Regions from separate parts of the Homo sapiens genome. Here region 1 is linked to region 2. A link is an interaction called in ENCODE POLR2A ChIA-PET data of the cell type or tissue named here. Cell type or tissue: K562. All regions are shown on one strand. Each heading gives the region's core, and the rest is flanking DNA. Links, peaks and the distances in the headings are about the cores only.

Region 1 (2,916 bases), core at 305-2,804, 110 kb after region 2:
ATGTTTCAAGAACTATGATACACTTGTTATTAAATTCCAGTCTCATCAGTTGTCTTTAAGTTTGTTTCTGCAATTTAGGCTAACCCTGCTTAGTCCTGTGAACCAACCAGTGGCCTCTGACTGCTGCTCAGAAGAAACAAGAGGGATGGGTAATGTAAAAATCTGCATCAATATTCTAATTCTGGGCATGTACTGGAATCATCTAGCAACCTCATATCAGCGTGGTTCCAACAGTTCCTCAGTTCATGGAAAGCCTTCTAGTTTAGTTTACTTGGGATAATTTTACTTATTTTGCTTTATGGTTGTGGAATGTATAGCTGTTGTAATCTTTGTATAGGAATGGAGGACAAGCTTACTGAATGTTTCCTTAAACTGAACACTTATGAATCTTCCAGAGTATCACCTTTTGTCAGAACTCATGAGTTATGAATGGCCCTCAAGATACCAATGCTTTTTCTTCCCTTCCCTTCCCTTCCCTTCTTTTCTTTTCTTTCAGATGGAGTTTCATTCTTTCAGGCTGGAGTGCAATGGCACAGTCTTGGCTCACTGCAACCTCCGCCTCCCAGGTTCAAGAGATTCTCCTGCCTCAGCCTCCTGAGTAGCTAGGGTTACAGGCACCCGCCACCACATCTGGCTATTTTTTTTGTATTTTTTAGTAGAGACAGTGTTGCACCATGTTGGCCAGGCTGGTCTGAACTCCTGACCTCAGGTGATCCGCCTGCCTCAGCCTCCCAAAGTGTTGGGATTACAGGCATGAGCCATCCCGCCTGGCCCATACCAACACTTTCCAACTGAGCTCCTCTCTACCACGAATATGAGAGATTCTAAGAGTTAGGCAAAAATATCATCGCCCCTATTCATCCTGAAGAACTTACAGAAGATGGACCTTCGTCCCTCTGCAACCCTTAGGATTAGTGCTTCTCTTATAAAAGGAAGGGGGGAAATGTCAGAGGCACGTGAACCAGAGCAAGTCTATTTTGAACAAGAGCTGAGTAAAATGAGAATGAGACTTACTGGGCTGCATTCCCAGATGGTTAAAGCATTCTAAGTTACAGAATGAGATAGGAGGTTGCCATAAGATACAGGTCATGGCCGGGCATGGTGGCTCATGCCATGACAGTTTATAAATGCCATGACAATGACAGGAAGTTACCCTATATGGTCTAAAAAGGGGAGGCATGAATAATCCACCTCTTGTTTAGCATATCATCAAGAAACAACCATAAACATGGGCAACCAGCAGCCCTCGGGGCTGCTCTGTCTATGGAGTAGCCATTGTTTTATTCCTTTACTTTCCTAATAAACTTGCTTTCACTTTACTCTATGGACTCGCCCTGAATTCTTTTTTTCTTTTTTTTGAGGCGGAGTCTCGTTCTGTCACCCAGGCTGGAGTGCAGTGGTGCGATCTCGGCTCACTGCAACCTCCACCTCCCGGGTTCATGCCATTCTCCTGCCTCAGCCTCCCAAGTAGCTGGGACTACAGGCGCCCACCACCATGCCCGGCTAATTTTTTTGTATTTTTAATGGAGACGGGGTTTCACCATGTTAGCCAGGATGGTCTCAATCTCCTGACTTTGTGATCCCGCCTTGGCCTCCCAAAGTGCTAGGATTACAGGCATGAGCCGCCGCACTCAGCCTGAATTATTTCTAGTGTGAGATCCAAGAACCCTCTCTTGGGATCTGGATTCAGACCCCTTTCCTGTAACAAGATTAGGCACCAGGAGAAACTGACACACATGGATGATATAACAGATGCCTAAATGGATCCTATGGGGGAACTGGAGCTGGAACAGCCCTTTAGAGTTGTCGCAAAGTGAGGCAAAGAGGCTAGACTTTTATATCCCTCCATCAATCAGTGTTTGACATGGGCCCCATAGGAGGGCATGTAACCTTCGGTGAGGCATCTTTCTGACTTGAAGGGCATTGCCCAATGAGGGAGGTAGCTATGTGGTATCAGCAGCTGGTATTTCCTACATGTAGCGAATGGGCATATTGGCTCCCAAGGGGGAATCTGGGTGGAGCACTATAGTATCCATTAAACCTAGTAAAGAAATATTATTTCTTTACTAGTCACACAGATGTGCCCAGGACAGTGGTAGAGCCCACAGGGTTACATAAATCATAATGGTAGCCCTCAAGAACTTCATAAACTGTATATGGTATTTTAAAAAGTTGCATATTGTCTGTTTCCACCTACTAGAACATAAGCTCTAGGAGGGCAGAGACTATGTTTTGTTCACCACTGTTTCTCCAGTGTCTAGACGTAGATTCTTTGAATGCATTTAATTGGAGCCTTGAGATATGAAGAAGTAGGATGCGGTTACTTCATGCAGAGCAAGAGTGGCATGCACCCAGAGAAGGCCAGGTGGAGCTCAGCATGAGTGTGAAGGCCTCATGTCAAGCCATGTCAGGGGACACAAAGATGGAGTATTCTCTAACCTATGTGACACTCGGCATAAGGGAAGTACAAGCACTCAATATGTGAGTTTCATTCCCACAGTCTGTGGTCTTTAGCCCAGTCTTTCCAGATGCCTATTGAGTTCTTCAAGCATCCAAATGGTTTGGGGTAAGGCTTCAGGTTCTAAATGAGAGGCTTTGTGGGTTACCAGCTGGAGAGTCAGAAAATCTGGATTTGAATTCACTCAGCCATGAAATAATTGTGTGATCTTGGGCCGGGCACGGTGGCTCACGCTTGTAATCCCAGCACTTTGGGAGGCCAAGGAAGGTGAATCACTAGAGGTCAGGAGTTTGAGACCAGCCTGGCCAACATGGTGAAACCCCGTCTTTTTTTTTTTTTTTTTTTTTGAGACAAAGTCTCGCTCTGTTGCCAGGCTGGAGTGCAGTGGCACAATCTCGGCTCACTGCAACCTCCGCCTCCCTGGTTCAAGTGATTCCCCTGCCTCAGCCTCCCGAGTA
Region 2 (2,916 bases), core at 115-2,614:
TTTAGTAGAGACAGGGTTTCACCATGTTGCCTAGGCTGGTCTTGAACTCCTGAGCTCAGGCAATCCTCCTGCCTCAGCCTCCCAAAGTGCTAGGATTACAGGCGTGAGCCACCGCGCCCGGCTGCATCAGTTTTTTCAAAAGTTCATCAGGGTGAAAAGGATACGTAGCCCAGTCTTGTGAATCTTCTCATTCACTGGTTCAACAAATACTGCACTACCAACCACATAATTAGTACAAAGCCAGGCAACAAATACTTGAATTCTTGATAAAAAAAGAAAATAAAAACATGCTTCAATTTTTCTCCAGAGAATGAGGCAGGGGACAATAAAAACCAATCTATATCACCTAACCTAGTAGGCACTAAGAGGCTGATCTCATTTGCTTTGAGGACAAGGCTGCTTCTCACCCCTTCCGCATCTGTTTTCCTCTTGATGAGCCCCTAAAGAGATGCAGCAGAGTTGGGAGGTGGCTCAGGGAAGACAGCAGAGTGGAAAGGTCAAGCTCAAAGGTAAAGGGAGGGGATAGAAGCAGATTACCTGTCGACCGTCTTCTTAAGTCCCATGGCCTTTTGAAAACTCTGCAAGAAAAGGTAGTTCTGTTGATCTGCCTCAGTCTCCAGAACCTCTATTCTAATGAGAGACATAGACCTTTTTTTTTTTTGAGACAGAGTTTTGCTCTTGTTGCCCAGGCCAGAGTGCAGTGGCGTGATCTCGGCTCACCGCAATCTCCGCCTCCCGGGTTCAAGCGATTCTCCTGCCTCAGCCTCCGAGTAGCTGAGATTATAGGAATGCACCACCATGCCGGGCTAATTTTGTATTTTTAGTAGAGATGGGGTTTCTCCATGTTGGTCAGGCTAGTCTCGAACTCCTGACCTCAGGTGATCCGCCCACCTCAGCCTCCCAAAGTGATAGGATTACAGGCGTGAGTCACCGCACCCAGCCACATAGACCTTTTTGAGAAAGCAATTTCCTGGGGGGAAATAGGGAGAGGAAAGCTCTACTTTCAGAATGGATCAAAGAAAACACGCAGGGGTTGGATAGAACACATATTTGAATACCTACTGTGTACTAGACACAGCCTCCCACTCCTGTTACTAACTACATTATACCCTTGTTACATCAAAAGCCTTTCCCAGTAAAAGATGCACTTATAGTAAATTGATCTGGAAACTTCATCAAACTTCAACCCAGCCCCTCCTTCCAACTCTGCATACCTCTTCTACTTTTGTCATCTTTTCCACAGACATGTCTATAGATTTGCTTGATACAGTCTGAGGAGACTGACAGGCTCCTCTGTTTAGTTCAGTAACCAAGGTTTCAGTAGTCATAGTAACATTTACACCTCCAACAATAACCCTGGGCCTAGGAGTTGATTGGCCACCTGGCCTGTTGCCCCAGAAACCTTGAGAGAATCCTTGTTCTGCAGCCTTCTGTTGGTGACACAGGCATCTATGAGCAAGGGCCACAGTCCTGATTTTAGGATTTCTTGTGCTAGGGTCCCAAGGAGTATGTGTATGGTCGTAGGTCCAGGGTATGCACACAGTCCCACCAATTCTCTGGAGGCAAATCCTCATGCCCTATACCCTGTTAGAAATGTGCAGATAACATTATCAAATGCCTGTTTTATTAAAAGACAACTATAAAGGACTGATTCATACGTTTTATTTGATAATAGTTCATTTTATTAAATAATTTATAAAGTCAGACCAGTGCATTGGGCTTGTTAGGGGAAACCATTCCTTCCTACTGTCACATAGCCTGGCAGATTATATCAGGTGCCAAAACATTCCCTTTTATTCAATTTATTAATGAGAGTGTGGAATTAAAGTAGATCCTTGCATGTCAGGAAAGCTGCAACACATCTGGTTTAAGTGGAGCACAAAGGTAAGTTATTCCACATTCACCAACTTCCCCACTTGACCTCCCACCAGTTCCTGTCTGCTTTTTCCATCAATCAACTCTAAGATGCCCTAAACCCAAACAGTTCCCATTCAACTGTGCACAAAGGTATAGATATGGAAGACATCTCACTCCAACTCTCACCTTTGGAATTAAATAAACCTGGAACAGGGAAGGTGAACTATGGCTGAAACCAAGTGAAGATTTTTAAGAAGCTTTGACAGAAACATTAAGAATAACACCTGAATGCAAATCCAGAAAAAAGCGCTACTGGGGGAAAATAGTCTTAGCCAATGTTCTAAAAATGCTCATAAGGAAGGGTTGGGGAATTACCCTTTAGACACAAGCTCTAAGAACTCTGGATACAACGGGAACTTGGATGGATACAGTCTGGGCCTGCTGGGCCAGATGTTCCGAGGGCGGCCCGGCAAGCAGCCTGTCTTGCACATTGCAACTGACTGGCTTAATCTACGGCAAGAGTCCTTCAGCTCCGTCACAGAGTACTCTCCAATGTGTTATAGTTATCCTTAAAGCTCTTCAATTCAAGGAAGTGCTTGGCACGTTTACTCTTCTGACTGGAGGGGAGGTATGTCACCTGGATGGTTGTTGGGGAGACCTCAGGGGACTGAGTTAGGTCTTTGGCTGCTGACTGGTGATGTCGCTGAGAGCTCCCAATTCGTGCTTTAACCCTGAAGAACAGAGAGGGGAGGTCATTGACAGAATGAGGACTAATCAAAGAAATCAGGGCTTATCCCAGGCCATAAATGCAGCAATAGTCACAAATAGTTATTTGTGTCCTATCTGTCCTATTTTGTAAACTAGTTACTAAAACCCCATCTAGTAGCTTAGAAATACAAGAGGCTGAGCGCGGTGGCTCACGCCTGTAATCCCAGCACTTTGGGAGGCCCAGGCAGGTGGATTGTTTGAGGTCAGGAGTTCGAGACCAGCCTGGCCAACATGGTGAAACCCTGTCTCTACTAAAAATACAAAAATTAGCTGGGAGTGGTGGCGGGTGCC

The links. Peaks named below come from ENCODE experiments on the same cell type or tissue, not always from the same donor. Only the 100,000 strongest peaks of a DNase experiment are listed, where the experiment ranks them.
Region 1: POLR2A ChIA-PET joins it to region 2 with 5 read pairs; 6 of 35 experiments call an interaction of 5 or more read pairs at or near these places.

The regions. Positions count from the first base shown.
Region 1 is chr1:154,317,502-154,320,417 of GRCh38, forward strand. No RefSeq gene overlaps it. Among named protein-coding and RNA genes, the nearest start is that of AQP10, 2.1 kb to the right of the region's middle. In K562, for the core only: no CTCF peak of the experiment used is centred there; no DNase peak of the experiment used is centred there.
Region 2 is chr1:154,205,061-154,207,976 of GRCh38, forward strand. It overlaps CFAP141 (cilia and flagella associated protein 141), which reads right to left and starts at 1,273. Exons shown (of 4, transcript NM_001010979.3): 1 at 1,215-1,273; 2 at 538-578. The coding sequence starts at 1,247. LTAP1 (lipid transport auxiliary protein 1) reads right to left here. Exons shown (of 7, transcript NM_001098616.3): 7 at 1,660-2,588. The coding sequence ends at 2,393. In K562, for the core only: no CTCF peak of the experiment used is centred there; a DNase peak (open chromatin) is centred at 1,371.